Linked DNA regions of Homo sapiens: region 1 is linked to region 2. A link is a loop called in an ENCODE intact Hi-C map of the cell type or tissue named here. Cell type or tissue: IMR-90. All regions are shown on one strand. Links, peaks and the distances in the headings refer to the core of each region. The heading gives the core; the rest is flanking DNA. Region 1 overlaps SYNRG (synergin gamma). Region 2 overlaps SYNRG (synergin gamma).

Region 1 (15,553 bases), core at 4,442-9,441, 52 kb before region 2:
GCTTAACCTTTATTCAAAAGAGCCTAGGCCAAGTGCCGTAGCTCATGTCTGTAACCCCAGCACTTTGGGAGGCCAAGGCAGGCAGATCATGAGGCCAGGAGTTCAAGACCAGCCTGGCCATCATGGTGAAACCCTGTCTCTACTGAAAATACAATAATTAGCCAGGTTTGGTAGTGCTCGCCTGTAGTCCCAGCTACATAGGAGGCTGAGGCAGTAGAATCACTTGAGCCTGGCAGGCGGAGGTTGCAGTGAGCTGAGATCATGCCATCACACTCCAACCTGGACGACAAGAGCAAACTCCGTCTCAAAAAAATAAAATAAAAATAAAGTTGTCAGCTTAAAAAAAACCTTAGAAGAGAGCTTTCTTACGCTCTAAAATGAGGACTTATTGTTTAATGGGTACAGAGTTTCTGTTTGGGATGATGGAAAGGTTCTGGAAATGGATAGTGGTAATGGTTGACAATATTGTGAATGTCCTTAATTATGCCATGGAATTATACACTTAAAAATGGTTAAAAATGATAGAATTTTATGTTATGTATATGTTACCACAATAACAATAAAACCTCTGACAACTTCATATAATATTCAAAATAAAATGAAACATTTTAAAGGCCCTTGACCAGGTGCGGTGGCTCACACCTGTAATCCCAGCACTTTGGGAGGCCGAGGCGGGTGGATCACCTGAGGTCAGGAGTTTGAGACCAGCCTGGCCAACATGGTGAAACCCTGCCTCTACTAAAAATACAAAAAATTAGCCAGTCGTGGTGGCGGGTGCCTGTAATCCCAGCTACTCAGGAGGCTGAGGCAGGAGAATTGCTTGAACACAGGAGGTGGAGGCTGCAGTGAGCCAAGATCGCGCCATTGCACTCAAGCCTGGGCAACAAGAGCGAAACTCCATCTCACAAAAATAAATAAATAAATAAAAATAAAAATAAAGGCCCTGTACAATCTGCTTGCTTTTAAATCATATAGTTAACATTTAACCTACATTCATTTCTCCAAACATCCCTGCATCTCTGCCTCAGAGCTTTTGCTCAAAATATATAGTGTGCTTCTATTTTCCTTCAAGATTCAGCTCCAGAGCTACTTCCATAAAACTTCTCAAGATATAGCCCATTAAAATTCATCTTTTTCTTCTCATCTCTATTAATAATTTGGACCTCGCTTATAGCAGTTAGCACATTTACCCTGTGGTATAGTTATTTGCCTGCATATGTGTATTTTTGATTATAAGATTCCATCATTTCATGTAGTTGACACTCAATAGATGTTGACTGAATTGAATCTAAACTCTCTCATTTTATAGATGGGGAAACTGGAATCCAGAGAGGACACGAAGTGACAGAGCCAGGACTAATTTCAGGGTCTTCTGTCTTTTGTTTCAACAAGTTTCCGTCTGCAGTAGCATGCTGACATGCATCCTATGGATGCTCAGTGTACTGATGTTGGGCAATTCAGTATTGTGGTGCAGAACAAACACCAGGTCCCATCTACAAGTCTTTTATCCATATAAAAAAGTACACGTGTTATTTGAAATCTTTGTACATACGAAGATTATAATGTATTTTTATTCTGTTTTCAGCTTCATGTTTCCTGTTGCAGGTGGGATAAGACCCCCTCAAGGTATGTGAGAGCTTAAGTTTTGAACTTTTATTTTTCACTCTTGTGTTTCTGAATCTGGGAATTAAATAAGTAAATAGAAAATAAGTTCTGTTGCTGCTGAATAGAGTAAAATTTTCTGCACTCTTAAACCTGTATGTCCTATATGACAGCTACTCTTAAATTTTCTCAAAAATTATATAATTTTGGGAGTAATAAGGATCACTCCTCGTTTCTCCCAAACTTACATAGACATTATGTTCATAGATTGTTTAACCTCAGAGGTGAAAGACTTTTAGGACAAGAATGTTAAAGAACAGGTGATAAAAATGAAACGAGCTGTAATTCACTTAATGATGTCTTTCTCCTTCTATCTAGTCTTCTGCTAGATTGTTAGTGCCATGTCTGTCTAATGCTCATCTAGCATTATTTGTAGCACCCAGCATGTTGATTCAGCACAATAGGTTATCTGTAGATGTTTGTTGAATGAATAAACAAACATCTTTAGTTGTTTTACACTGCTATTTTTTATCTATATGATAGTATCTTATTATAATCATGTTTTATAAATATATAATTTTGAAATTAAAAGAGATCACATAGTCTGATTCAGCTTAAGTATTTAAGTCTCAGGATTTTGTTTGGTTTTTTATTTTTATTTTTGAGATGGAGTCTCTTGCTCTGTCGTCCAGGCTGGAGTATAAGTGGCACAGTCATAGCTTACTGTAGCCTCAGCCACCTAGGCTCAAGCATTCCTCCCACCTCAGCTTCCCAGGTAGCTGGGACCACAGGTGCATACCACCACGCCTGGCTAATTTTTAAATATTCTGTAGAGACAGGGTCTCCCTATGTTGCCCAGGCTGGTATCAAATTCCTCGGCTTAAGCGATTCTCCTGCCTTGGCCTCCCAAAGCACTGGGATTACAGGCATGAGCCACCACATCCGGCCAAGTCTCAGTTCTATTCCTAGAAATTTCTCTAAGTATACCTTTTCTCTCTTGGTCTCAGACTAGGACCCACCAATATCAATTCTAGCTTTATCTTCAAGGAAATAGTAGTGAAGGAATATAATTTTGACCCATGCTGCCATGCAACTGGGACACAACAGTGAAGAAGGAATAGATCTGCCTTCATCTGGCTTCTTTCCGCTCATTTCTTTCACTCTGACAGTCTTCCCTCTCCCGTCACACCAAGCTGCTTCTGAAAACTGGCTCTTCTTAAAAAGCCAGCGTTGATTGGTTGTCATAGATTTGCTAAAGAAACAGAGACTCCTAGGTCAGCAGTAGAGATAAAAGATAAAGAGCAGCTCAGTAGCAGGTGGTCAGTGGCTCATCCTGACTTTGTCTTCATTTATAATCAGTGATGGTGGTTGGGTTTCAGGTAAGTTTTTCCAAGGCTCAGTTGTATTCTTTTCATCGTGTTCACATTTATGCATTATTTAAGCTATCTGTAATTAGATGTGTCCCAGATTGAGATCAAATGGTTTGAGATCTTTTGTTCTTTAGGAAGGTATTACAGAGTTATGTGTCCATTATCATGTTTGTTATTTTGCATTTCTATACACTTTCAAGTAAAAATATGCATATGGAGCAAAGGAACTGGACAAGAAGAGACCCCAAAGTGTTGCCTGATATTTTTTCTTAGGGAATTTGGAATTGGTTTGGAGATTTTTTTTTAACAGTTGTTAGAATGGACTTTTTGATCATTTGAAGGCTTTAAATTATGCATGGATCATTTCTGAAAACATATGTAAGAAACCGACAGCAAGGTCATGGCCACAAGATCATGAGTACTTGAACCGGAGACAGAGGAGAGAAAGAGACCTATTTTTTACTGTGTACACTTTTGTGCCTTGAAATATTATGCCAGATATCTGAGTTACCCATTCAGAAATAAAATAAAATCAGTTAAAATCAATAAAACTTTAAGTCCAAAGAAATAAGACGGAAAACATCTTACTGTGGCTATTTTCAATCTGTGTATTCTAATTCTCCCTGACACCTCGTGATCTTTGTACTTGGTGTTCTTTGGTCTGGAATATTTTTCCCAAACATCTGCATGGCTTGGTTCTTTATTTACTTGAGGTTCTTGTTGAAATACTACCCTGTTGGTAAAACTTTTTCTGATTGCCCTATGTAAAATAGCAACCACTCCATTCCCCCTTGCCCTGCTTTATTTTTTGCCCTAGCTCTTATCACCACCTGACATGTACTTATTTTTTTGTTATCTATCTCTCCTAATTACAGTGTAAGTTCCATGAGAGTGAAGACCTGGTTTTGTTCATGGCTATGTCCCTAGAACAGTGCCTAATACGGAGTAGGCTTCAAATACTTGAATAAGTGAATGGCCTACCTCTAATAACTGTTAGCCACAAATGTGGATGTCCATGCTTCTGAAATTAGGCTAGGTTATAAATAACCTGGGAGGTACACAAAAACCATAAGATAAACATGGTATAATTTCCTAGATCTTTAATTTTTCAAACTGACAGTTTGATATAAAGTTCCTTATGGTAGAACCAACATAGATGTAGTTTGAATGCAAAATTAGAATGAAATTTGTGCTCAGACTATGTAGGGATTTTGTTTTATTCACTTCTTGTGTACCAAGCACATAGAACTATGCCTAGCATATAATAAGCATTTAGTATTTATTAAAATCCCAAAGGGATGTATATTCATTCACCTCTGCTCTTGGAAAAGTTTGGGAAACACTAGCCTAAATCATACATTCGTGATAGTTTTCTGCCATTGCACATGCTGATGGCTATTTTGTGGTAACTGTTATATTACCTATTCATGTAAGAAAAAGGAAGAAGAATAACATTTCTTTGAGCATAGTAAGTATTAAACAGTTTTACAAATGATAAACCAAGGCATAGAAAGAAGCAGATTGCCCAAGGTTCCAAAATAGTATGTGTCATTTCTAGTTGGCTCCCAGAGTTCATGCTCCTAACTGTTATTTTGTTAGTTATCTGCTGTTGTGTAACAAATTATCCCAAACTTTAAAAAGTAAACATTTTATTATTTCATAGTGTGTCTCTCGGTCAGGAATCTAGGAGTAGCTCTGCTGGGTGGTTCAGGCTCAAGACCTCTTATGAGATTGCAGTGAAGATGTCAGCCAGGCTTGCAGTCATCTGAAAGTTTCATGGAGATGCTGCCGAGGTGGCTCGCTGAGATAGATGGCAAATTCATGCTGCCTTTTGGCAGAAGACCTCAGTACCTTACCACATGGATTCTCCATAGGTCTTATTGAGTATTTCATGACGTGGCAGTGGCTTGCTCCAGAGCAAGTGATCCAAAAGAACCAGGAGGAAACTACAGTGTCTTTTAAGAACTAGCCTTCAGGCCAGGCACAGTGGCTCACACCTGTAATCCCAGCACTTTGGGAGGCTGAGGCGGGTGTTGAGGTCAGGAGTTCAAGACCACCCTGGCCAAGATGGCGAAACCCCATCTCTACTAAAAAATACAAAAATTAGCTGGGCGTGGTGGCAGGCACCTGTAGTCCCAGCTACTTGGGAGGCTTGAACCCAGGAGGTGGAAGTTGCAGTGAGCTGAGATCATGCCACTGCACTCCAGCCTGGGTGACAGAGTGAGACTCTGTCTCAAAAGAAAAAAAAAATAACTAGCCTTCGAAGTTACATGCTGTCATTTCCACAGTATCCTGTTGGTTATACTGATCAGCCCCATTCAGTATGGAATGGAACAACACACGGGTATGAATACCAGGAGACAGAGGTCATTGGAGGCCATCTTGAAGGCTGAGTACCCCAATTAGGCCATACTGTTTTTTAATATGCATACAAATTCCATAGAAGAGATATTATCTTCATTTTACAGATGAAGTTTTGTAACTTGTTCAAGATCACACAGCTAAGTAAATGATGGAGTTGGAATTCATATTCACATCTGTCTCACTCAGGACCCTGTGCTTTTTCCATTACACTCTGCTTCCTGCCAAGTAACAAGTCCTTTAGGTACTTATGGTTTTAAGAAAATAAACTTTAAAACACATTGACTTTAATAATGTCTTTATATTTTCAGCAGGCCTGATGCCGATGCAGCAACAAGGATTTCCTATGGTCTCTGTCATGCAGCCTAATATGCAAGGCATTATGGGAATGAATTACAGCTCTCAGATGTCCCAAGGACCTATTGCTATGCAGGTACTTGCTTCTTTAGTTGGTTTCTTACAAAGTTATTGTTTGTTGTTACGTTTATATATCAAGAGCTACAGGCTAAGAGCTTAATGTTACAATTAGAAATAAGCATAAATAAATGGCTTCCTTCAAACTAAAATGAAGATGTGTTCACCCTCCAAGAGTGAGGGAAAAGGCTAGGTGCAGTGGCTCATGCCTGTAATCCCAGCACTTTGGGAGGCCAAGGCGGGCAGATCACTTGAGGTCAGGAGTTCGAGACCAGCCTGGCCAACATGGTGAATCCCTGTTTCTACTAAAAATACAAAAATTACCTGGGCGTGGTGGCATGTGCCTGTAGTCCCAGCTACTCGGGAGGCTGAGGCAGGACAATCCCTTAAACCCGAGAGGTGGAGGTTGCAGTGAGCCAAGATCATGCCACTGTACTCCAGCCTGGGCAACAAAGTGAGACTCCCGTCTCAAAAAAAAAAAAAAAGGCCAGAGGAAAAAAAGGTTTTTGCTTTTGTACTATTAACAGCTATCTTGAAGGCCATATACTGTATTTCTTTTTTACCTAATACTTTACTTATTTTTGCTTTTTTCAACTTATATTTTAGATTCAGGGGGCACGTTTGTAGGTTTGTTACACTAATATGTTGTGTGATGCTGAGGGTTGGGGTATGATGGAACCCATCACCCAGGTAGTGAGCATAGTACCAACAGGTAGTTTTTCAACCCTTCCCCCACTTTCTCCCGTCTTGTAGTCTCCAATGTCTGTCGAGCCTGTCTTTATGTCCATGTGCACCCAGTGTTTAGCTCCCACTTGTGAGAACATGCAGTATTTGGTTTTTTGTTTCTGCGTTAGTTTACTTATTTACCTAATACTTTAACATTTTCTATTTCTGTGTGTTTTGTTATACAGTATATACTTTTATACAGTAACACATGTATATAACTTATAAATAAGTGATATTAGGACTTCATGACCAGAATTTTAAGTTGAAACCATTGTTGTTTTGAAGTCGATTATGCAAATAAAGCTTCTGTTTTGTGTTTAAAGGGTCAGGAAAACTTCCAGTGTCATTTTTTATCTGTCTCTAGAAGGAAGGGAATACATTGAAATTGTGTAGGTTTTTAATTCATGTTAAGCTAGCTTTCACTAGGGTGTGCTGCAGAAACAGTCCCCAGATCTCAGTGACTTAGAAAAGTTTATTCCTCACTCGTGATACATATCCTTATGGGTTAGTGCTGACTCTGCTCCATGTTTTCTTTATCCTAAGACCCTCAGCCAGGACATCCTAGGCTCTTGGCATAGGAAAAAGAGATGGCCAAACCCTGTGATGTCTTTTAAAGCTAACACTTGGAGGTAGCATTTATTAGTCACTTCTGCTCACCAAAGTAATGTGGCCTTAACATCAATAGGGGAGGAATATACCAGGACGAATGTAAACCACATAGGGATGTGTAGTTCTCTTAGAATAAAGGTAGCAAATGGCTGGGAGCAGTGGCTCACACCTGTAATCCCAGCACTTTGGGAGGCTGAGGTGGGCAGATCATGAGTTCAGGAGATCGAGACCAGCCTGACCAACATGGTGAAACCTCGTCTCTACTAAAAATACAAAAATTAGCCGGGCGTGGTGGTGCATGCCTGTAATCCCAGCTACTCAGGAGGCTGAGCAGGAGAATCGCTTGAACCCAGGAGGCAGAGGTTGCAGTGAGCTGAGATTGCGCCACTGCACTCCCGCCTGGGCGACAGAGTGAGATTCCATCTCAAAAAAAAAAAAAAAAAAGAAGAAGAAAGGCAGCAAATAACTAAAAACAATCTACCATAGAATACAATGTATTTTAAATTAAGACTTCCTAAGCTTAATACTGAATCTTAATAACAATTGATACAAATTTTAAATCATTAATTTTTATTTTAATATTAAATATTAATTAAAATAATTAATATTGTAATTAATATAATTAAAATTAATATTATTGTAATTAATATAATTAAAATAATTAATATTGTAATTAATATAATTAAAATAATTAATATTGTAATTAATATAATTAAAATAATTAATATTGTAATTAATATAATTAAAATAATATTCATAAACATTATTTTATGACTTACACAATTATCTGAAAAATGTTTTTAGAGTTTGAAACAACCAAAAACAGTAAGAGTCTCTAATATGCAGAACAATAAGAAAAAAGTAAACTATGAGAGTTGTTAGTACCTTAATAATGTCCCTGAATATCAGAAGCTTGTGTATTAATGATTCTAAGACAAAGCAGCCAAAGTCTTTTTCTTTAACCTTTAATCTTGCTGACAGGCATTATACTGTTTGGAAGCTGCTCACCATTTTTTTTTTTTTTTTTTGAGAGGGAGTTTTGTTGCCCAGGCTGGAGTGCAATGGCACGATCTCGGCTCACTGCAACCTCCGCCTCCCAGGTTCAAGCGATTCTCCTGCCTCAGCCTCCCAAGTAGCTGGTATTACAGGCATGTGCCACCACGCCCGGCTAATTTTGTATTTTTAGTAGAGATGGGGTTTCGCCATGTTGACCAGGCTGGTTTCAAACCCCTGACCTCAGGTGATCTGCCTGCCTCGGCCTCCCGAAGTGCTGGGATTATAGGCATGAGCCACCACACCTGTCCGCCACTCACCATTTTTTAAGGAGAAAAACATCCAGATTTTATTTCCCCCCACCCCGAAACTCAATAGCCCTAACCAATCAGGGACATACATGAAGCAAACCCATTGTTCCTTTAGTTATCTCTTAAGTCTTTGGAGATAAAAGTGATGATTCAGATAAAAGTCAACATAAAAAAATTTAGTCTTTTTTTTGAGACAGAGTCTGGCTCTGTTGCCCAGGCTGGAGTGCAGTGGTACAATCTCGGCTCACTGCAACTTCTGTCTCCTGGGTTCAAGCGATTCTCCTGCCTCAGCTTCCCAAGCAGCTGGGATTACAGGTGCATGCCACCACATCTGGCTCATTTTTGTATTTTTAGTAGAGACAGCATTTCATAGTGTTGGCCAGGCTGGTCTTGAACTCTTGACCTCAAGTGATCCACCCGCTTTGGCCTCTCAAAGGGCTGGGATTACAGGTGTGAGCCATCGCGCCGGCCAGAAATTTAGTCTTGATTATTATTATATTATTATTGATTATTATAATCTCTCCCTTCCCCAAAACACATAAAAAGAAAACACTCCTCATGATGTACAATACATTTTAAAATTATTATTCTGAAGCATTTCAAACATCTAGGCAAGTTTAGAGCACATGATGGACATGTGTAAACCTGTTGCAAACTGTTGTGTTATTGTAAGAAATAATAGAAATCCTTTGCCCAGTTCCCCTATTGGTAAAACTTGTAGAAATATAGTAACACAACCAGCATATGGACATTGGCACAGCTGAGATACAGAACATTTCCATCTCCCCAAGGATCTCCTCACATTGTCCTTTTGTAGCTGTATTCACTTCCTTCCTGCCCCACCTTACTCCTTTTGCATTCACTAGTGTGTTCCCCATTTCTATAATTTTGTGTTTTCAAAAATGTTATATAAATTGAATCATTAACCTTTTGGGTTTGGCGTTTGTCGCTTAGAATAATCCCTTCAGATTCATCCAAATTGTTGCATGTATCAGTAGTTCATTTTTTTTATAATCGATGAGTAATAGTCCATGGTGTGGATGTATGACAGTTTGTTTAACCTTTTGCTCACTGAAGGACATCAGAGTTGTTTACAATTTTTGGCTATTACAAATAAAGGTTTTTGCGTGAACATATGTCCTCATTTCTTGGGATAAACGCCCAAGAGTGCAATTACTGGGTTGCATGGTATTGCATTTTCAGTTTTTTAAGATGCTGCCAAACTTTTTTCCAGAGTAGCTGTACTATTTTACATTCCCACCGGCAATGTATCAGAGGTTCAATTATACTGCATCCTTACCTGCATTTAGTGTCATTATTTTTTGTTTAGCCATTCTCACAGGTACGTTGTAATATCTCATGGTTTTAATTTGCATGGTTTTAATGTGCAGATGGTGTTGAGCATCTTTTCATTTGTTTATTTACCATCATTACATTTTCTTCAGAGAAATGCCTTTTCATAGCTTCTGACCATTTTCTAATTGCATTTTTTGGTATTACTATTGAATTTTGAGAGTTCTTTATATCTTTTAGGTACTAGTCCTTTGTCAGATATGTGGTTTACAAGTATTTTCTTCTTGTCTTTAGCTTGTCTTTTCACCCTCTTAACGGGGTCTTTTACAGAGCAAAAGTTCAATTTCGATGAAATTTAATTTACCAGTTTTTCCTATTATGGATCATGCATTGGTATAACTCTAAGAGTTCATTGCCTTGCCCTAGATTCTGAAGATTTTCTCCTATTTTTTTCTAAAAGTTTTATAGTTTTAATTTAAGTCCGTGATCCATTTTAAGTTAATTTTTGTGTAAGATCTAAGACTTAGATTGAGGTTGTTTTTTATCTCTCTCTTTTTACCTATGCAAGTGTGATTGCCCCAGCAACATTTGTGGAAAAAGCTATTCTGCTTCCATTGAAATGCTTTCACATTTTTGTCAAAAATCAGTTGGGCATGCTTGTATGGATCTTTCTCTAGGTTCTCTGTTCTGTTCTATTGTTTTATGTATATGCCTGTTCCTTCACCAATAACACAGTCTTCATGACGGTAGCTATACGATAAGGTTGATTCCTCCTACATTCTTCTTCTTTTCAAAATTTAACTATTCTGGTTCCTCTGTCTTTCCATATTAATTTTGGGATAGTCTTGTCTATCTTTGGAAAAACTCTTGCTGGAGTTTTGATAGGCATTGTGTTAAACCTCTGTATGAATTTAGGGAGAATTGATGTCTTCCAACATATCAATATGAGATGTCTTTTCATTTGTTTAGATCTTTGGTTTCTTCTATCAGAAGACTGTGTAAACTATCATTTACATAGTTTTCAGCATAAAAGTCACATCCATGTTTGGTTAGATTTACATCTAAATATTTTGATTTTTTGAGTAATTATAATGGCGTTTTTTAAATGTCAGTGTTCACATATTCATTGCTAGTATATAGAAATACAATTGATTGTTTATGTTTGTTTTATATCCTTCAACCTTACTGAACTCATTTTATTAGCTCTGGGAATTTTTTTGTGGATTCCATGGGATTTTTTAATATGGGTAGTCATGTCCTACCTTTATCAGATTTTAATATGCCACGTTTGTTTTACATTTTTTTAAAGAATTGAAAAATACTTTCCTTCCTCTCCTTCCTCAGAAGTTGTTATCACTATCATGAATTCGGTGTTTATAGTTCTCGTATGTATTTTTATACTACTCTGTCGCCCAGGCTTGGAGTGCAGTGGCGCGATCTCGACTCACTGCAGACTCCGCCTCCTGGGTTCAAGCAATTCTCCTGCCTCAGCATCCCTAGTACCAGGGATTACAGGTGTCCGCCACCTTGCCCAGCTAATTTTTGTATTTTAGTAGAGATGGGGTTTCACCATGTCGGCCAGGCTGGTCTCGAACTCCTGACCTCAAGCAATCCACCCACCTCTGCCTCCCAAAGTGCCGGGATTACAGGCATGAGCCACTGCGCCTGGCCATATTTTTATACTTGTATTATTTTATATATTTGTATACTCATGAGCAATATATCATATTTCCTAGGTTTTAAATTTTACGTATGTACCCTTCAAATTCTTGACTTTTTAATTTATGCCAAGTTCATTCATAGTAGCTGCTGTGTGGTATTTCATAGAGTGAATATATGTTGTTCTATTGACAGACATTTAAATTGCTTCTAATGTTTTGCTGTTTTGATTTAATTGATTTCTGAGTGTTCATTATATATTCTAGATTCTAATCCTTTGTAGTTACATGTGTTGCCAGTATCTTCTGCTAGTTGTTGGCATCTCTTAATTTTGTTTATAGTGTCATGTTGTGTCAAAATTAAGACAGATGGATAAATCATTTCTTTTTTTTTCTGACTTATCTAAGACATTCTTCCCTACCTGTATCTTCTTATTTAAAAAAAGTTAAGTTTCTTTTCTTTTCTTTTCTTTTTTTTTTTTTTGAGACAGAGTCTCGCCCTGTCGCCCAGGCTGGAATGTGGCGCAATCTCAGCTCACTGCAGCTGCCGCCTCCCGGGCTCAAGTAATTCACCTGCCTTAGCCTCCAGAGAAGCTGGGACTACAGGCATGCCCCATCATGCCTGGCTAATTTTTGTATTTTTAGTAGAGATGGGATTTTACCATGTTGTCCAGGCTGATCTGGAACTCCTGGCCTCAAGTGATCTGCCTGCCTCAGCCTCCCAAAGTGCTGGGATTACATGTGTGAGCCAATGCGCCCGGCCTGTCTTTTCAAATTAAGTCTCTAACCTACCTAGAATTGTTCTTTAGAATCAGTGTGTGGTAGAAGGATGTAATTTTATTATGTTCCATTGTAGTCAGTTGTTCCCAAATCATTTATAAATAGCCTTTTTTTTTTTCCTTTTTGAGTCAGAGTCTTGCTGTCGCCCAGGCTGGAGTGTGGTGACGCGATCTTGGCTCACTGCATGCTCTGCCTCCCGGGTTCACACCGTTCTCCTGCCTCAGCCTCCCGAATAGATGGGACTACAGGCGCCCGCCACCACGCCCGGCTAATTTTTTGTATTTTAGTAGAGATGGGATTTCATCGTGTTAGCCAGGATGGTCTTGATCTCCTGACCTGGTGATCCGCCCACCTCGGCCTCCCAAAGTGCTGGAATTACAGGCGTGAGCCACCGCGCCCGGCCCTAAATAGCCCATTTTTAATTTATTGATTTCTATGATTATTCCTGTAATATCACATTTCTTTATATGCTTTGGATTAATTTCTGAGCTCATGTATTTGTCCCATTGCTGTATCTGTCTTTCCTTGCATCAGTAAATATCTTATGCCTTAATTATCTAGCCTGAAATAAGCATTGATACCTGGTAGTATGGATCATCCTTCTTCTTTTACAGAATTATAGCTGATTCGTGGTCCTTGCCCTTCAGTATAATTTTAAGATCAACTTGTCAAAACACTGTTGGGGCTCTGACTGAAGTGGACACTTTTACTCTTTTAGTCTTAACTGTCATACTATACTTCTCAACTTATTGAAATCTTAAGTGCCATCAGTAGTTTATCAAATGTATCTCAGATTTCTGAGTTCTTTCTTTTGTTATGTCATCCATTCAGTATATAATTAAAGACTAGTATCTCTTAACCTTTTAGTTTATTTAGGTTTCAAAAGTCTGTTAAAAGTTAGACAGTCCCTCCTTTCCAGGTGTAGGGGAAACACAAAATGCCATTTAGTAAATTTGAATGTTCCTCAAGAAAGGAGTTTGTAAATAAGAAGGCAATATGCATAACACCTTTCTTTCTTTCATTCTTTATTATTTTTGTAGAATACTTTGCCTTATTTTTAATCTCTATGATTTGGGTAGTTTCTTTTGTATTTTATATACTTTGGGTGAAATGAGTAAAAAAAAAAAAAAGAATAATTCTAGGACTGTGATACTAATTTTTAGCAGCAAGAGATCAATACTATGATTTAAAATAAGTATACACAGCTATCTCCACCCAAGATTTAGAATAGAGAATGTTAGCAATAAACCAATATTGTGTGTAACTCCAGTTGTACAGTGCTAGAAACCCTCCAAAGGCATTCCAAGCTGGCTGGGCGTGGTGGCTCATGCCTGTAATCCCAGCACTTTGGGAGGCCAAGGTGGGTGGATCACTTGAGGTCAGGAATTCGAGACCAGCCTAGCCAACCTGGTGAAACCCCATCTCTACTGAAAATACAAAAATTAGTTGGGTGTGGTGGCACATGCCTGTAGTCTCAGCTACTTGGGAGGCTGAGGTGGGAGAATCACTTTAGCCCGGGAGGTGGAGGTTGCAGTGAGCTGAGATTGCCCTACTGCATCCCAACTTTGGTGACAGAGTGAGATCCTGTCTCAAAAAAAAAAAAAAAAAAAAAAGAATTTAAAGTGAATCCTCAATGTTTTTCTCTCCAGCATGGTTCAGTGGTTTTTGTATAAGCATAGAGAAGTCGATTAGTTGATTCTAATCAGGGGTGAAGTTTCCCAGGAGACCATGTTAAGGAATTGACAATTAAGGGAATTAAGGATATTTACAAGGGCATTTAATATGGAACCCTAGAATCTAAGTTGAGCAAGAAGGGAAGTGAGGATATAATGAAGATGATTAATCATGAGAAAAGTGGCAAAATTAACAGGTGGAACCTACAAAATAAGCTCACGGAAAAAAAATAAATTAACAGGTGGGAGATATTAATGAGATAGGAGAATTACTGATCTAGATGAGCTAGAAGGATAGGAGGTGGTGGTCAAGTGTCGGGATGCCTAACATCCAGATTTTGGACATGACACAGTCTTTGGTGCAGATAGATCATGGGTATTACCATGGAATGGGAAGCTGGAATTGTATGTTGGGCATGATTGTGATGAGGAGGCTAAAGACCTGGAAGACCACACAGTGTTAGGTGAGTTACCCATGTGGGTGATTGTTGACGTTACCAAGAGCAGTTTGGGGGTAGAATGGAAGACAGCAATGTCTGAAGTGTTCAACTGAAGAGTGAGGAAGTTGAGGGTCAGTAGATGACATGAACAAGATCGGATAGTAGATGATGAAGTCTGTTAGTGAGAAATTAAAATGTATTCAGGTTTTTGAAGGTAGAGAGAAGAGAAAAGGTTTAGAAGAAGCAAGGAGGAATATTCCCCACTTACAGGAAATATAGAAGAGAAGTAGCAGTCTCCAAATGAGAGTGTTTCACGGACAGACTTTAGTTAGGGACAGAAGAGGAACTTTTCAGGGAGAAGGTTGAGTAGTAGAAGAGTTTTCACTCATTAAAAATTAGCCATTTAATTATTGTCATTGTCATCATTCTTAATATTAGATTTTGAGCCAGGTGCCATCGAGGGCACACGCTTATAGCCCTAGCTACTCTGGGGCTGAGGCGGGAGGATCTCTTGAGCCCAAGAGTTGGAGGCTGCAGTGAGTTGTGATTGCGCCTTTGCTCTCCAGCCTGGGTGACACAACGAGACCCTGTCTCTAAAAACATAATATTATTAAATTTTGTGATTAGCTATTGTGTTATTATTATTTCTGGACACTTTAACAAACTTTATAATATTATGTAATTTTTTATTGAATATGTGTCATTTTCTATAAAAGTTTGACTATTAGGCCTTTGATAACATCAAAATATTCATTATCCTCTCATATATATTGGAAAATCAGATTTAATTTCATTTGTGGTATGTTTACCATATGCCAGGCTCTTACCTATTATTGCAAATATGAAAATATATAAGATATAATGCCTCTTCTCAAAGAGGATTAGTGAGCTCACAAGAATATAACTTGTGGGCATATAGTTCCATAACACACCAATCAGAGTATTAACAGTGGTCACCTCTGGGACAGTGAAGGGAATGGAGGGGTTAGATATTAAGGGGAGCCTTCCATTTTTAGCATCTTTTAATATAATATATTTCTTTGTATATTTGCATCTTTTATTTATTTGCATCTTTGCATCTTTTAATCCAATATATTTCTATTTTTTACAAATAAGAGTATTAAGATAGAATTTATGGAAGTCACATTTTTGTGTGTGATAATTAAAGGGATAAATTGTGTTTTTTAAGCCTTTGTCTGTTTCTTCTAGGCAGGAATACCAATGGGACCAATGCCAGCAGCGGGAATGCCTTACCTAGGACAAGCACCCTTCCTGGGCATGCGTCCTCCAGGCCCACAGTACACTCCAGACATGCAGAAGCAG
Region 2 (15,553 bases), core at 4,421-9,420:
TTGGGTACTCCATCCTCTAATTGCAGAGCATGTTAGGTTTGCAGTATGTGTTCTGTATGATGAAGCAACCCTCAGCCTTTTTTTTTCACTCATAGTACATAAAGCAAATTCTTAAAACATGTTACTTTAGGGGGTGTGTCTAACAAAGTAAGGTTTGAACCATTCTTATTTTTAAGAAAACATTTTCTAGAAGGACCAATGAAATGTGGCAACAAGCGTAGGCCAAACATGGAAAATATTTTCTCCATTTTAGAGTATGGTAACAGTAAAAAAACCTTGAGAATATTACTGTTTTTCAGGTTAGAAACCCCAAAGCAATAAAATCCCTGGGAAAGGGGATATTTCCATGGTTTACATTTTGTATTCTTATGTTTTGAGGCTTTAATTCTTTGTTCTTTTTTAGAATTTGAGGAAGGAAGGAAATTAAATCACTGAAGATGAGGACTTTTTTTTTTTTTTTTTTTGAGACCAGGTTTCTTGTTGCCCAGGCTGGAGTGCAATGGCACAATCTCAGCTCACTGCAACCTCTGTCTCCCAGGTTCAAGTGATTCTCCTGCCTCGGCCTCCTGAGTAGCTGGGATTACAGGCACATGCCAACACACCCAGCTAATTTTGTATTTTTAATAGAGATGGGGGTTTCTCCATGTTGGTCAGGCTGGTCTCGAACTCCTGACCTCAGGTAATCCGCCCGCCTTGGCCTCCCAAAGTGCTGGGATTACAGGCATGAGCCACCACGCCCGTTTTTTTGTGTGTTTTTTTTTTTTTTTTTTAAGACAGAGTTTCCCTCTTGTCACCCAGGCTGGAGTGGAATGGCGCAATCTTGGATCTCGGCTCACTGCAACCTCTGCCTCTGAGGTTCAAGTGACTCTCCTGCCTCAGCCTCCCAAGTAACTGGGATTCCAGGTGCCTGCCACCACGCCCAGCTAATTTTTGTATTTTTAGTAGAAGTGGGTTTTCACCATGTTGGCCAGGCTGGTGTCAAACTCCTGACCTCAGGTGATCCACCTGCCTCGGCCTCCCAAAGTAGTGGGATTACAGGTGTGAGCCACCACACCCGGCCTAGAAGAAGATGAGGATTTTGAATAGGACTCCTAAGAGATCACTTGTAGTGTCTTAAATATGCCATTTAAGAAAGAAAAGTTGCATATAGAGGTTTAGGTTAACTCTGAGAAAAGCCAGGCCTGCCATTCAAAATACAGCACTTTCCAGAGCATACTGCTTTAAAAAGTTGAATAATACTTGGTTTCAAAAACCTTGTGTAAATGCATTATATTTTATTTATGATATGTGCTTCCTAACAAATTTGAAAGAAAGAGATCTTAGTGTAGCTTCCATCTAGTGATAATGCCAGCTGCCCTTTATTTTGGATTTTCCCGTGCTATTTATAAAACCAATCTCTTGATGGCTTTGACTGAGGAATTTCTTTGTCAGTGGAATTCTGTAATGCTAGATTGGTCCATGTAGGACTGCTTTATTTTAACTCTTTTCTGCATTTATCTGAGCAGGCTGCAGAAAATGACTGAATGTAACTGTGTGTAAAGCATACATTCACAAATTGAGTAATGAGTATTTCCAAAGTAACATTACTTTTTAGGGAGGTAGTTTTAATATAATGTAATGACTTAAACTTCTTTTGCGAAAAAGACTTGAAGAATTCTATGCTATAGGTTTAAACAAAATACTGTTTTGTTTACCCTGATGCCAAGTAACATATGGTTAGTGCTTCACTTCATGTATCAGTGCCTGAGAAAGTATACCTATGTATCTGTTGTTCTATAGTCACTCTGTTGTTCACATCAGAATCCCTGCTGATTTTTAGAAGTAGCAAATGACGGCCAGGCACAGTGGCTCACGCCTGTAATCCCAGCACTTTGGGAGGCGAAGGCAGGCGGATCACCTGAGGTCAGGAGTTGGAGACCAGCCTGGCCAACATGGTGAAACCCCATCTCTACTAAAAATACAAAAATTAGCCAGGTGTGGTGGCTCGTGCCTGTAATCCCAGCTACTCGGGGGGCTGAGGCACGAGAATTGCTTGAACCTGTGAGGTGGAGGTTGCAGTGAGCTGAGATTGTGCCACTCACACTGCAGCCTAGGCGACAGAGCGAGACTCCATCTCCAAAAAAAAAAAAAAAGCAGCAAATGAACATGAAGGGAACACTGGCAATATCAAAAAACCTGTGCTAAATCCTAAAATAATGCAAAGAACCAAAAGGCCTCAATTGCACTTCCTGCCTTCTGTGTTCATTTGGTGTCTTTTTGGTGAGATTTTTACTGATGACCAGGGGCAGTCCCACTGTGTATCCTGACACCATTCCTTGGCCTTCTGTCTTCCTCTAACTTAAAATATCCACAGGATTTCCAGTTTTCTTTTTTGAACTTAAAACACTAACACAGAAACCCAAAGGTGCTTCTAGATAGTGTGGATATAATTTATACCATGAAGTTGTGTGAGTCAGTACAAATGAAGAACAAGAAATTTTCATACAGATTAGAAAACACTGGAAGGCAATTAAACAGCAGCATTTTTCAGCCTGTCACTTATACTGTGATCACTTTCATTCCTGTTTTCTTCAGTGTTTGAGACTTATAGGACACAGACCAGGTTTTTTAGTTAATAGAGAATATGAATATGACTGATCTCATAGGTAGATCAAAGATAGAATAGGGACTAAGGGAGATTAGGGCCCAGGGTAGAGAGAAACTGAAATGTACAAGTATTTTATGGTTTGCTTTAGTAAATGAAGTTTAGATTACATGAGTACTGTAAATTAAAATATATATCTTAGTCCAATGAACATTTTTATTGCTATATAAAATGAGAATAGTGGAATTTGTACATATATCTCCTTTCTTCTTTCTCCAAACTCCTTCAAAAGCCAGTAACTCTTCCTCACCTGGGCATATACTTAACAGCTTTAGCAAATGTCCCTGGGAATGAGCTTGGCCGTCTGTGTCCTGTAGTAGCAGCCAACATTCTTTGTTCCAAAAAATACCGTTTTCATGTACAACATCTATTCAAAAGAGATTTGAATAGAGGTTATGGAAGAGACTGATAGGGTTACTTGCCAGCATAAGCAAGAAATATGTGTTTTGATTTGAGATCCATGATGGAAAACAGATCGTATACATTTATTTCTTTGGCCTTTGTAATAGGACATCCCTGATTGCAAACAGATGTATGCATTAAAACAACAATTTGGCATATTATCTGTGTGCAAATGCAGTCAGCCTAGCACAGCCTAGGAGTTTTGCAGCAGAACTGGAAATACAGTAGTGATTTTCTGTTCATTTTATTGCATTCATTCTCCATTTTCTTTTTCCTTTTTCTCTTGCAATTTTCAGAATTCGGCTATCAAATTGAAAATCCATCTATACTAGCTTCAGTGATTACAAACTAAAATGTGGGTTATTCCACATCATTTTTTCTATCATTTATGTTGTAGGTCTTACATAATCTTTAATATTTTTAAGACCATTATACAATAATACCGATAAGTGGACTGCTTAGAAATGTAGAACTATTAACAGGGGAAATGAAGAATTTTCTTACTTTAAGCTACCTTCAATGAACTGATGTACCACATTTTTCTTAGTTAATGGTTGACGTATATTTGCTATGCCAGAACATACTGCCCTGTAATTATATTGTTTATAAATTCTAAGTTTAGGGGCACGGTGTTCTGTCTCACATTCCTTATGTACCATCAGTACTGGTGTTCAAATGAATTACACTTTACGAAATTACTTTTTCACACTATAATAGCCAACAAATAAGCAAAAGTAAATTTAAAACTCAATTTTGAGGCTTGATTTTAGTGACTCTTGTATATTTGCTCTTCATTTTAAGTATAAAATATTTCTAAGTCTTTCATTTGCTTTCCTAGTCTTTCATTTAGTCTTTTCTGGGAGTTGCTCCAAAAGGCAAGATGTTACAGGCGTATCATTTTTAACAAAAATAAGATTTCCTGAAATTTTAAAAATGCTTAAAAATGCCTCAGCTTAGGCAATCCCTTATTCCCTGTAATGCCTTTTACCTGATTATATTAGTCATTTTAGTTTTTCAAAAGACATTTTCTTGTTGCATAATTGCACAGAAAGATCTTTTTATTACCATAGTAATATCTTGATTGCAGTGTTTGAACTGGAGCTATCTTTTCATTAAATTTATCATTTGCTTCTAGGAAAATTGTCTCCTTTTTTTGAGACAGAGTCTCAAACTGTCGCCAGGCTGGAGTGCAGTGGTGCCATCTTGGCTTACTGCAATCTCCGATTCCCTTATTCAAGCGATTCTCCTGCCTCACCCTCCCGAGTAGCTGCAATTACAGGCACGTGCCACCACGCCCAGCTAATTATTATTATTATTATTTTTTTTTTTTGAGACGGAGTTTCGCTCTTGTTGCCCAGGCTGGAGTGCAATGGTGCAATCTCAGCTCACTGCAACCTCTGCTTGCTGGGTTTAAGTGATTCTCCTACCTCAGCCTCCTGAGTAGCTGGAATTACAGGCATGCACCACCATGCCCAGCTAATTTTGTATTTTTAGTAGAGACAGGGTTTCTCCATGTTGGTCAGGCTGGTCTCGAACTCCTAAACTCTGGTGATCCACCTGCCCCAGCCTCCCAAAGTGCTGGGATTACAGGCCTCCCAAAGTGCTGTGAGCCACCATGCCCAGCCTGCTAACCTTTTAATAGGAAAGATTCTGGAAGCAGTTCCTAATATAGTTTCCCAAAACGCTTTCGTCGGGCCTAGTAATAGAAATATCTGTATTATGAAACATTTTTCTGAATGTATCTCTCCAAGAATAGTCCTGTATTTAACTGCATCATCCCCTGACTGAATTTCACCTCATTTGAGTCTGGACACCTTCTGGTCCCTTTAAATCGTGGGGAAAAAAACGAAAACAAAAAATCACTACAGCAAAAACCAAGAAAGCTTTGGGCTAAAGGCTTTTCCATTCATTCTAAACTATAAATTTTTCACCTGAGGCCAGGCACAATGGCTCATGCCTGTAATTCCAGCACTTTGGGAGGCCGAGACGGGCGGATCACCTGAAGTCAGGAGTTCAAGACCAGCCTGGCCAACATGGTGAAACCCCGTCTCTACTCAAAATACAAAAACTAGCCAGGCGTGGTGGCGGCTGCCTGTAATCCCAACTAATCGAGAGGCTGAGACCGGAGAATCGCTTGAACCCAGGAGGCGGAGGTTGTAGTGAGCCGAGATCGCGCCATTGCACTCCAGGCTGGGTGACAAGAGTGAAACTCCATCTCAAAAAATCAATTAAAAAAAAAAAAAAACTTTTCACCTGAGTCGTTTTTTCCTTCTGTTTTATAAACCACATTTGAAGGGTACCATTGCACCACAGAATTTTTAAATATGCCATCATTCTGTGAAAGCTGTTTGCTTTTTGCTGGTTGGTTTTTTGTACAACTAGTGTTTTTTGTTTTTATTATTCACTTAGCACCCCTTTCCTAACAGCTCAAAGAAAGAGAGATTTGGATTATACCATTAGAAGAGCTATGGAAATGTCAGGAGCTTCTTACCCCTCATAAATTATGCAGTATTGCTGTGAATGAAAGAGAAGAATGACTCCAAGTTGGTTCACTTATTGACTTAGTTCTGAAAATCTAGGTCATAAAACTTTTGAGCACTTTCCTTGTAAATCACATATGTGGTTGTCAGAGGGAGAGTCTCATATTTGGCCTTCTTGCCTCATGTACAGTGACTACAATGAAACGAAATGCATATCAACCCACTTCTCCACACCAGCCAAATTCAGTCTCGGCTGGTTTTGCTTTCTGAAAATGAGCAAGAAAATTTTCTCCTAGTAACACCACTAAAATGCTGAGTTGACTTTTCATTTTTGCTTTGAAATTCCACTGTAGGCCCTAAAGCAGCAATTAACTGTCAAGTTGAGGCTGGTGGCACCTATGCTGAGCAGACACTAGCTATTATGTATTGCTCACCAGGCACCAACCTGGCCTTTTACACACATGATCATGGTTGATGGTCATAACACAGTCCTTCCAAGTACATGGTCTTCTCCTCTCCTCATTTTACTGATAAGCAAACTGAGGTTCAGAAATGTTCAATCATTAGCCTAGTGTCATACAAATAGTAGGTAGCAAGGTTGAACTCAGGTCTTTCCAAATCAAAAACCTACATTCTTTATGCTGTTTTATGCTACCTCTTAAATTACTTAACTATATATTAAGAATGCTTTGTAAAATCAGTCGTCTGCCCCAGCAGTTCTTTCTTTTTCTTCTTTCCTTTTTTTTTAAAAAATGGGGAGTAGATACATAGTTGAAGGAAAAAGTGGAGCCCAACAGGACCCAGATCTTTTTATTGTATTTTTTTAAGGGCTAAAGTAGATCAGATTGATTTTCTTTCCTCATACTTCATCACAGCAATATGACGTCCAATTTGACCAAAATAACAACTAGGTAAGTAATTGCTTGATTAAAATCTCATGTTTGGCATTGCCTGAGACAGAAATTCTAATAATTGATAATATTATGACAGAAACCCTAATAATTGATTAAAAGTTAGATGACATTATTTTCATTTTAGTTTTGAGAAACTGTCAACTTTTAATTATTTTGCCATGTGCATTTCACATGACCATGTTTTAAAGGCACATTTTCCAACAAAGTCAAGATGAAGGGAGACATGTTTTAGGCAAGGAATATCAGTACATTTTTAAGTTGATAAGGGAACAATTTATTAAATGACCCTAATCTTATATCAAACAGTGTATACTTTGGTAGATGAACCTCCTATCTTTTTTTAGTAATTTTTATAGCCAAAGAAAATGGTTCTTGGTAACTAAATGTAAATGCCAACTCAAGGCTAATGTGGGTTTTTTTAAGATCAGATTTTACAGCCCAACTCTTAATTTTAGTACAAACTCTAAATTTAGCTAATTTCAACATAGTATAAAACTAATCAAATATGCTAGGCATTTTGCTTCTACAGAGTTTAGGGCATTTTGCCTAAATTGCTTGCCTCTAATTGTGGGGTCTTATTTCCCTTTCAGATATAGAGGACTTAAAATATGCTGCTTTTGGAAGCTACAGTAGCAATTTTGCAGTGAGCACACTTACAAGCTATGACTGGTCAGACAGGGATGATGCAACTCAGGGCAGAAAACTCTCTCCATTTGTCCTCTCAGCAGGAAGTGGATCCCCCTCAGCCACCTCAATTCTTCAAAAGAAAGAGACTTCATTTGGCAGTTCTGAAAACATCACCATGACATCTCTCTCCAAAGTAACGACCTTTGTAAGTGAAGATGCTCTTCCAGAGACCACCTTCCCAGCTCTTGCCAGTTTTAAAGACACGATTCCTCAGACCAGTGAGCAAAAGGAATATGAAAACAGAGACTATAAAGATTTCACAAAACAGGACCTGCCTACGGCTGAACGGAGCCAGGAGGCCACGTGTCCCAGCCCAGCGTCCAGTGGTGCCTCTCAAGAAACCCCGAACGAATGTTCGGATGACTTTGGAGAGTTTCAAAGTGAAAAGCCCAAAATCAGCAAATTTGACTTCTTAGTAGCCACTTCACAAAGCAAAATGAAATCCAGTGAAGAAATGATCAAAAGTGAGCTGGCAACCTTTGACCTTTCTGTTCAAGGTGAGTAGCTTCCAAGGTAGATTTTACTATTGTGGTTTTTTTCCACTGAGATGTTAGATGTTCTTAAGAATAAAATGTTGCTCTCTGGTTTCGCAGGAAATAGATTGTTCTAATCTTTGAAATCAGGGTCAATTACAGATAGCTATAATAAAGATTTCCCTGAGACGGGAGTCAAAATCAGCATCCCTCAGATAACTGCTTTATGGGCTAAAAACAAGCACAGCATGCAGGTATTGCTCATTAGCTCGTTTGGTTAGAGGTGTGCTGTGTTAAAAGAGCCAGATAAATGGATTCGAGCCACTTGTAGGCACATTAGCTCCGCTCATGTTCCCTGAGCACAGATAATGTCTTTTAATCCAAAGGTTGCAAAGTGGGGGCCGGGGATCTGCATCTAGCCTGCATATCACATTGACCCACACAAAAGATTTTTAAGTACGAAGTAATTGCCAGTATTTAAAAGACATGAGATTTCCCAATCTGGATTTCCAACTTTTCTTGAGAAGTCATAATATCTGGCACTAGTAGGTCTACAGTCCCATATGTTGGCAGCTGGAGCCGAAGAGCACCACTCCCTGTAGGTGGGTCATTCTCTCTCTCCTACCATAATCCCCACCGCTTCCTGTCTCAGCGGACCTACTTAAGTTGTTCACTTTACTTGCCTGGTCTCTGAAGGCATTTGAGTTTGCCTCTTCTGCTTTAATCTCATCCTGACAGGAGGGGTCGTTGATTTCAACTGGATTGAGAGACTGTGAAGGAACTCGGTTACAAATCCATAACAAATGACTGGAAAAGCCACACAACTCTTACATACTGATATTTAGAAAGGTGCTTTTGTTCTCCAGACTCCAGTGATTCTGCACTGGGCATTATGGAAGACTTGTGATAGATCAGAGAAGAGTCATGTTGAAAACGAAACGCAGGGAAACCGTGCAAGAGAGAACAGTAGAAAAGATTTAACATGTAGCTTCCCAGAAAGAATGAATGAGGAATGTGTTTGTGAATGCCTCATGACATAAGCATCTGAAGAAGAGGGTCGTGGGCTGGGCGCGGTGGCTCACACCTGTAATCTCAACGCTTTGGGAGGGGAGGCAGGCAGATAACTTGAGATCAGGAGTTCGAGACCAGCCTGGCCAACACAATGAAACCGTGTATCTACTAAAAATACAAAAATTAGCCAGGCATGATGGTGTGCACCTGTAGTCCCAGCTACTCAGGAGGCTGAGGCAGGAGAATTGCTTGAACCCAGGAGGCGGAGGTTGCACTGAGCCGAGATCACACCACCGTACTCCAGTCTGAGCGACAGAGCAAGAATCTGTCTCAAAAAAAAAAAAAAAAAAAAAAGAAGAGGGTTGTGGTAGCGAGGAAGAGCCTCTGCCTGAACTAAGGTGAGTAGCCAAAACCTTTGACTGTATTATCCCCTTCTCCCAGGATCACACAAGAGGAGTTTGAGCCTTGGTGATAAAGAAATAAGCCGTTCTTCTCCTTCTCCAGCTTTGGAGCAGCCTTTCAGAGACCGTTCCAATACTCTGAATGAGAAGCCCGCCCTGCCCGTCATCCGAGACAAGTACAAAGACCTGACGGGAGAGGTGGAGGTGAGAGGAGAGCTTTCTACAAGGGGTGGGTAACAGACCAGCAAGCACACAGGGCCCCAAGAAAGAATGCTGTCAGCTTTCACATGGGGAAAATGAGGGGCAGAAAGACACAAAGCACCAGACATAAACTATGTAATTAAAGTGAGGCAAGGGTAACATTAGCCCTGGGTGAAAACATTTCCCAGGTGTGGCACCCACTGAAACTAATCAGTGACCCTAAAACCAAAACTATTCATGGGACTTCACAAGGATGGCAGTGTTTGTATAATTCTTCTTGAGCACTTAGACTTTATTGTCTTCATGAAACCTCAAAATAGAGGAGACAGGGAAAATATTCTGAATTTTTTATTTCTGTCTGCTGCATCTTAGTGCCACGCTATGTTCCTCCTATGGTCAACACACTTAATTTCCCACCTTTCCCTACTCCTTGTTACATGTGCACATGGGCCACGTCCTCACACACAGCCACACAGCGTTATAACTGGGGCGTGGAAAGCCAGTGGCTTAATAGCAGTTTCTGTACCAGATAGCTACATGCTGAGTGCCTCCGAAGAAAGGCTTACACTGTTACTGATGGAACAAATGAGGCAACACTCACAGGGGGAAGCTGCTGGAAAGCATGTCCCTTAGACTCACAGGTCCTGTGCTCAGAAGTTACATTTATTAGTAATTTAACATAGTTATTAGTGAGTTCAAAAAGATAAACTGCGGCTGGGCATGGTGGCTCATGCCTGTAATCTCAGCACTTTGGAAGGCCAAGTCGGGCAGATCACTCGAGCTCAGGAGTTCAAGACAAGCCTGAGCAACATGGTGAAACCCCACCTCTACCAAAAATACAAAAATTAGCCTCATGTGGTGGTGCGTGCCTGTAGTCCCAGCTGCTCTGGAGGCTGAGGTGGGAGGATTGCTTGCGTCCAGTGCAGTGAGCAGAAATCATGCCACTGCACTTCAGCCTGGGCAACAGAGCAAGACCCTATCTCAAAACAAAAACAAAAACAAAAAAAACATAAACTGCTTGAACTAGAGTGATCGTAATAAAAAGGAAAGTCCTCCAAGCACTTTGAATTGACAGAGTCATCAATAGAAGATTCCAGGTTTGTGTGTTTAACCCAGTTCTTTTTAACAAATTCACAGGAAAATGAGAGATATGCATATGAATGGCAGAGATGCCTGGGGAGTGCCCTGAATGTGAGTATGTCACTTACGCGTTCACACATATGTGAGTGCTCTTTTGTGCCTTTTTGCCTTCTTGGTTCATTTGAATTGACAGAGGCAAACTTCAGGAGAGCCTTACTTGGATGTCCCTGGGCAAAGAGTAACTCTGTGGAAGTCATGCATCTAAGGTGAGGCTTCTTTCACACTTACAATAGCAGACCGGCTCATGTGTCAGTCATCCCCTCATCTGTCATTGTGTTTAAGAAATAACAAAGTGATTTCATTAACTCTGACTAAATCAAAATAATATTTAAGCTAAAGAACCTGTCTTGGCTGGGTGCGGTGGCTCAACACCTATAATCCCAGCACTTTGGGAGGCCAAGGCGGGCGGATCACGAGGTCAGGAGTTTGAGACCAGCCTGACCAACATGGTGAAACCCTGTCTCTACTAAAAATGCAAAAATTAGCCAGGCGTGGTGGCACGTGCCTGTAATCTCAGCTACTCAGGAAACTGAGGCAGGAGAATCACTTGAACCCGGGAGTCAGGGGTTCAGTGAGCCGAGATCTTGCCACTGCACTCCAACCTGTGCTACAGAGCGAGACTCCGTCTCAAAACAAAGCAAAACAAAACAAAAGGAAAAAAACATATTTTCTCTTCCAGAGAAATGGAGGATTGTTTCTTCAAGGATAAAATGAGATTTTTTGACACCTCCTGGCTTTTCGGTTGGGTTTTCTACTAATAGTAAATTGATTTGCAATGACTTTTCTCAGTTATGTAAGGTGATGTGATTTCATTTCTTGTAGGTCATTAAGAAGGCAAATGATACCTTAAATGGAATCAGTAGTAGTTCTGTTTGCACAGAAGTAATTCAGTCAGCTCAAGGCATGGAATATTTATTAGGTATGTTCTTTCATATTTTACTATTGAAAATGATGGCCCTTTGCATTATTTTCAGTTTTCCCTTTAATTATTTTAAGCTAGATCTCTCAAGTTACATATGACTTCAGTAAGAAGCATCTGTATTTGTGGGTAAGACACTCAAGCTACAGGCAGTAAACTATTGGACTTAATTAAAAAGTCTCTATGGCTAAGTTTCCTCATCCTTGTTATATACGTAATAGCAAAAATGTAAAATTATATCTGTGTTACTGGTTTATCAAAGAATCTGAACTACCGATGCACTAAAGTAAAATCATCTTGTCTCCCATCAATTCCTTACCATACTCTATATTCTTTCTCTCGACCGCTTAATGACACCACAGAGTCCTTAACCTCCTGGCCATCTGCAGCAATTTGATGTGTCAGTCCAACGGGAAAGTGTAGTCTCTGTCCACTTCGGTGTTCCTCCCTTCCCCAAGCTCAGGCTTGGCCCGTGGCCAGAGCCACACATGCTGGACCCTAATCTTTTTCAAATCTTTACTCAAATGTCAGCTTCTGAGTGAAATCTTTCCTAGCATCCATCTCTCCAAAGAGTATCGTCTCTCCCTACCCCGGTACTTCCCATCCCATTCTCTGCTGGATTTTCTCCTTAGCCCTATTACCTTTAATTTCTTACATATGTTACTTATTATTCTTTTCTTTTCTTTTCTTTTTTAAGACAGGTTCACACTCTGTCACCCAGGTTGGAGTGTAGTGATGTAGTCATGACTCACTGCAGCGTCCACCTCCCAGGCGCAAGCAATCATCCCACCTCAGCCTCCCAAGTAGCTGGAACCACAGGTGTGCACCACCATGCACCCAGCTAATTTTTGTAGTTTTTGTAGAGACAGGTTTCCGCCATGTTGCCCAGGCTGGTCTCGAACTCCTGAGCTCAAGCGACCCACCCACCTTGGCCTCCCGAAGTGCTGGGATCACAGGCGTGAGCCACTGCACCTAGCTACTTGTTGTTTTTACTCTCTGTCTCCCTTCACTAGAATGAACCTCCAAGAAGGCAAGGATTTTGGTCTGTTTTGTTCACTGGTGTGTCCCCAACACCTAATCTAGTGTCTTGCACGTAGTTGGCACTCAAAAATATTTGCTGGATGAGTGGAGAGTGAAGGGATGTAGTCTCTGCCTTACTCCTGCCACCTCACTTGGGGTCTTCTTTTCCTGCTCAAACAGGCACAGTTCTGCATAAGCAGATGTCCACCAGGAAATGGGGCACCTGTCTTTTCTCCTAGTATCCTTGTATCTATGGAAGATTCTCTTAGAAGCCCCCTCACTTGGCTTAGGGTGGGCAGTAATTTCTGCCCCTCTCTTGGGAAAGGAAGAAGAAAAGCCGTAGTGCTGACACAGGGCTGCTGAGGCCCCGCTCTGAAGATCCCCTGGAATTCCTCCAGTGTTCACTTAGAGAGATCGGGGTCATGTCTTTGGTGACTGTTACATTGCAGGGGTTAGGGATGTGTCTGGTGGCTGTCCTTAGAATGTGGAGGTACTTAGCACCTCTCATCCTTGCTTCAAGAGTTCAACCACAATTTAGAGACCATAGGAAAAGAACTGTTCTGCATCCTGTTATGTGTTTAAAGATAAGTGAAGTCAAAGTGTTTGTAAGACCTTCAGATTCAGAGGGGTGAGATGTTTCTTCATTACTTTGTGATGCTATTAACATTTAGATTCTTTTAAATTTTTACTATCCCCATTTTCAGCTAGTTTATTGGGATTTCCCAGATTCAAACAGATGGACTCATAAATAAACCTCCCAAAAAACAAAAGCTAATAACTTGCATAGTGCCTGCCATTCTCCAAGCACTGTTGTAAGCCTTTTACCATATTACCCTATTTAATCCTCTCAACCATCCTTGGAGGAGCTACTGTTACCATCCCAACTTCACAGATGAGGAAACTGAGGTACAGAGAGATTATGTGACTTGCCTAAGGTCATGTAGCCAGTAAGAGGCATAGCTGGGGTTTGAACCCAAGCAGTGCAGCTTCTATGCTCTTACCAGTAAGCTATACAGCAGCATTGAGAAGTGGATTGGTCCCAAAGAATAGTAAGTACACCTCTGTCCAGATACACCCATTGTTTCTCACAGATATCAGCAAGCAATAATGCTCCCCTGTCTGGGTCCTCTGTGTCTCCACTGCCAACACTCTCTCTCTGCTCTCTCATCCCGTCAGGTGTTGTTGAAGTGTACAGGGTAACCAAGCGTGTGGAGCTGGGGATAAAAGCCACTGCAGTGTGCAGTGAGAAACTCCAGCAGTTGCTGAAGGACATCGATAAAGTATGGAATAACCTAATCGGCTTCATGTCACTCGCCACACTCACAGTAAGCCCATGAGACAACTCAGCAGTTGCTTTCCTTTCCAGAAACCTAAGTTGTAAAGCAGAGTGTATATTCCTATGATGGTACTTATTAGAGGCTGGAGGTGCCAACTGGAGCATGTTATATTAAAGGAGGGAGATCACAGGTGTGTGGTCAGTTGAACAGTACCAGGTGGGCTTCTGATCTCTCTAAGGCCCAGTGAACCTAAGGAAAAAACCAGTACAGGAAAACATTCACTCTGGCTACACCTTTCTTAATTCACATAATACACGGAAGTTTTGCAAAGCAGTGGTTTGAGATACTCCCTTTGCACTTCTAGTTATTTATGTCCCCATACGTGTCCTTTCAAAAAGCTATATGATACCTCATGTTGCCATCCTGTAGTTTGTTTAGCCCTTCTTTTTTTAGGTTCTTGGGTCATTTTCATTTTTCCCTGTTACGAGTAGTTCTCTGAATAGACAAATCACTGTTCCTTTGTGGGGATGTATTTCCTCCAAGTGAACTAGGAGGTCAGTGTGTGTGTCTGCACAGGTGCATGCATGCGTATGTAGCTGTTGTTACATTTATTAGAAGGCTTTCCAAATAGCTTATATTGGTTGCAATGCTACCAGAAATATGTAAGTACATGGATACATTTCTCTACATTATGTCCTATCAATTTCTTAATTTAACAAGCATGCAATTATTCCCTAAGGTATTTTTTACATTTTTTTTTTTAATTTCATGAGAGGCTTTGCAGTGTTCCAAATGACAATTTACTATTTCTGTTTCCTTTGTGTATAAACGGATTGGACTCTTCTGACCATTTGACCATTTATTCCTTGGAATATGGTTATTGACCTTATATATTTCATATTTGTAATAGATTTATATACATATATATAAGCTTGTAAACGTTTATCAGCTATTTTCCTCCTCTATTACTGTCCCTTTTTTACATTTCATTGGGCAAAACTATTTTATTTTTATATATTCATACCTATTCAATTTGTCTCTGATGATATCCTTTATTTCACAATAGTCAGAAGTTTATCTTCCTTCCACAGCTGGAATAAATATGCTATTCCAATTTTTTTTTTAACATGGAACTCTGCGACCCATCTGAATGGGATTGCAGCTGTGTGGGAGGAAGCAGTTCTAATTTTCTGAACTGATAGCCAGGTGGATACCCAGCTACCCCAACTACATGTCTTCAGCAGCACATCCTCTCACCATTGTCATGTTGCTTCTGGTTTGTAATATTAAAGTCTTTAAGAGTTTAAGTAATTTCCAAAACTTTTTCTTGTTCCCTTGAATCACTTCTCATTTTCTAACCTAAAATTGTATGTAGATAATTAAAAAAAAAAATACTGTTCTGGCAAGTGAAATAAGAAATGGAGTATTAATATTTGAAAAAAGAGATAAAATTATGTTTACTTGGTGATAATGAAATTCTTTTAAAAATCTAAATTCAAGCAGCCAGGTGCAGTGGCTCACCCCTGTCATGCCAGCACTTTGGGGAGGCTGAGGTGGGCGGATCACCTGAGCCCAGGAGTTTGAGACCAGCCTGAGCAACATGTCAAAACTCCGTCTCTACCAAAAATACAAAAATTAACCAGTCTCATAACCCGGTCTATAGATAGATAGATAGATAAAAAAATATTTTTTAATCTAAATTCAGGAGTTTAAATGTATTGCATTTGGCAAAAATTCATAACAATCCTACATATTATTAGTAGTTAGAAAATATGATGAAATTAGGCTGGGCATGGTGGCTCATGCCTGAATCCCAGCACTTTGGGAGGCCAAGGCGGGCAGAACAATTGAGGCCAGGAGTTCGAGACCAGCCTGGCCAAAATGGTGAAACCCCATCTCTACTAAAAATACAAAAAAAAAAAAAATTAGCTGGCCATGGTAGCGGGTGCCTGTAATCCCCACTACTCAGGAGGCTGAGGCAGGA

Evidence for each region. Hi-C counts contacts between places; a loop is a spot of excess contacts. Peaks named below come from ENCODE experiments on the same cell type or tissue, not always from the same donor. Only the 100,000 strongest peaks of a DNase experiment are listed, where the experiment ranks them.
Region 1: it touches region 2 in a loop (1.8-fold over the local background); 7 of 110 quality-filtered maps call a loop at or near these places.

The regions. Positions count from the first base shown.
Region 1 is chr17:37,586,436-37,601,988 of GRCh38, reverse strand. It overlaps SYNRG (synergin gamma), which reads left to right. Exons shown (of 22, transcript NM_007247.6): 2 at 1,586-1,626; 3 at 5,645-5,766; 4 at 15,440-15,553. Among named protein-coding and RNA genes, the nearest start is that of SYNRG, 15 kb to the left of the region's middle. RefSeq lists enhancers at 11,886-12,385, 12,386-12,887. In IMR-90, for the core only: no CTCF peak of the experiment used is centred there; no DNase peak of the experiment used is centred there.
Region 2 is chr17:37,534,043-37,549,595 of GRCh38, reverse strand. It overlaps SYNRG (synergin gamma), which reads left to right. Exons shown (of 22, transcript NM_007247.6): 15 at 7,031-7,624; 16 at 9,053-9,216; 17 at 10,351-10,404; 18 at 11,176-11,272; 19 at 13,469-13,617. Among named protein-coding and RNA genes, the nearest start is that of DUSP14, 52 kb to the right of the region's middle. RefSeq lists an enhancer at 6,714-7,913. In IMR-90, for the core only: no CTCF peak of the experiment used is centred there; a DNase peak (open chromatin) is centred at 7,115; H3K27ac peaks cover 368 bases.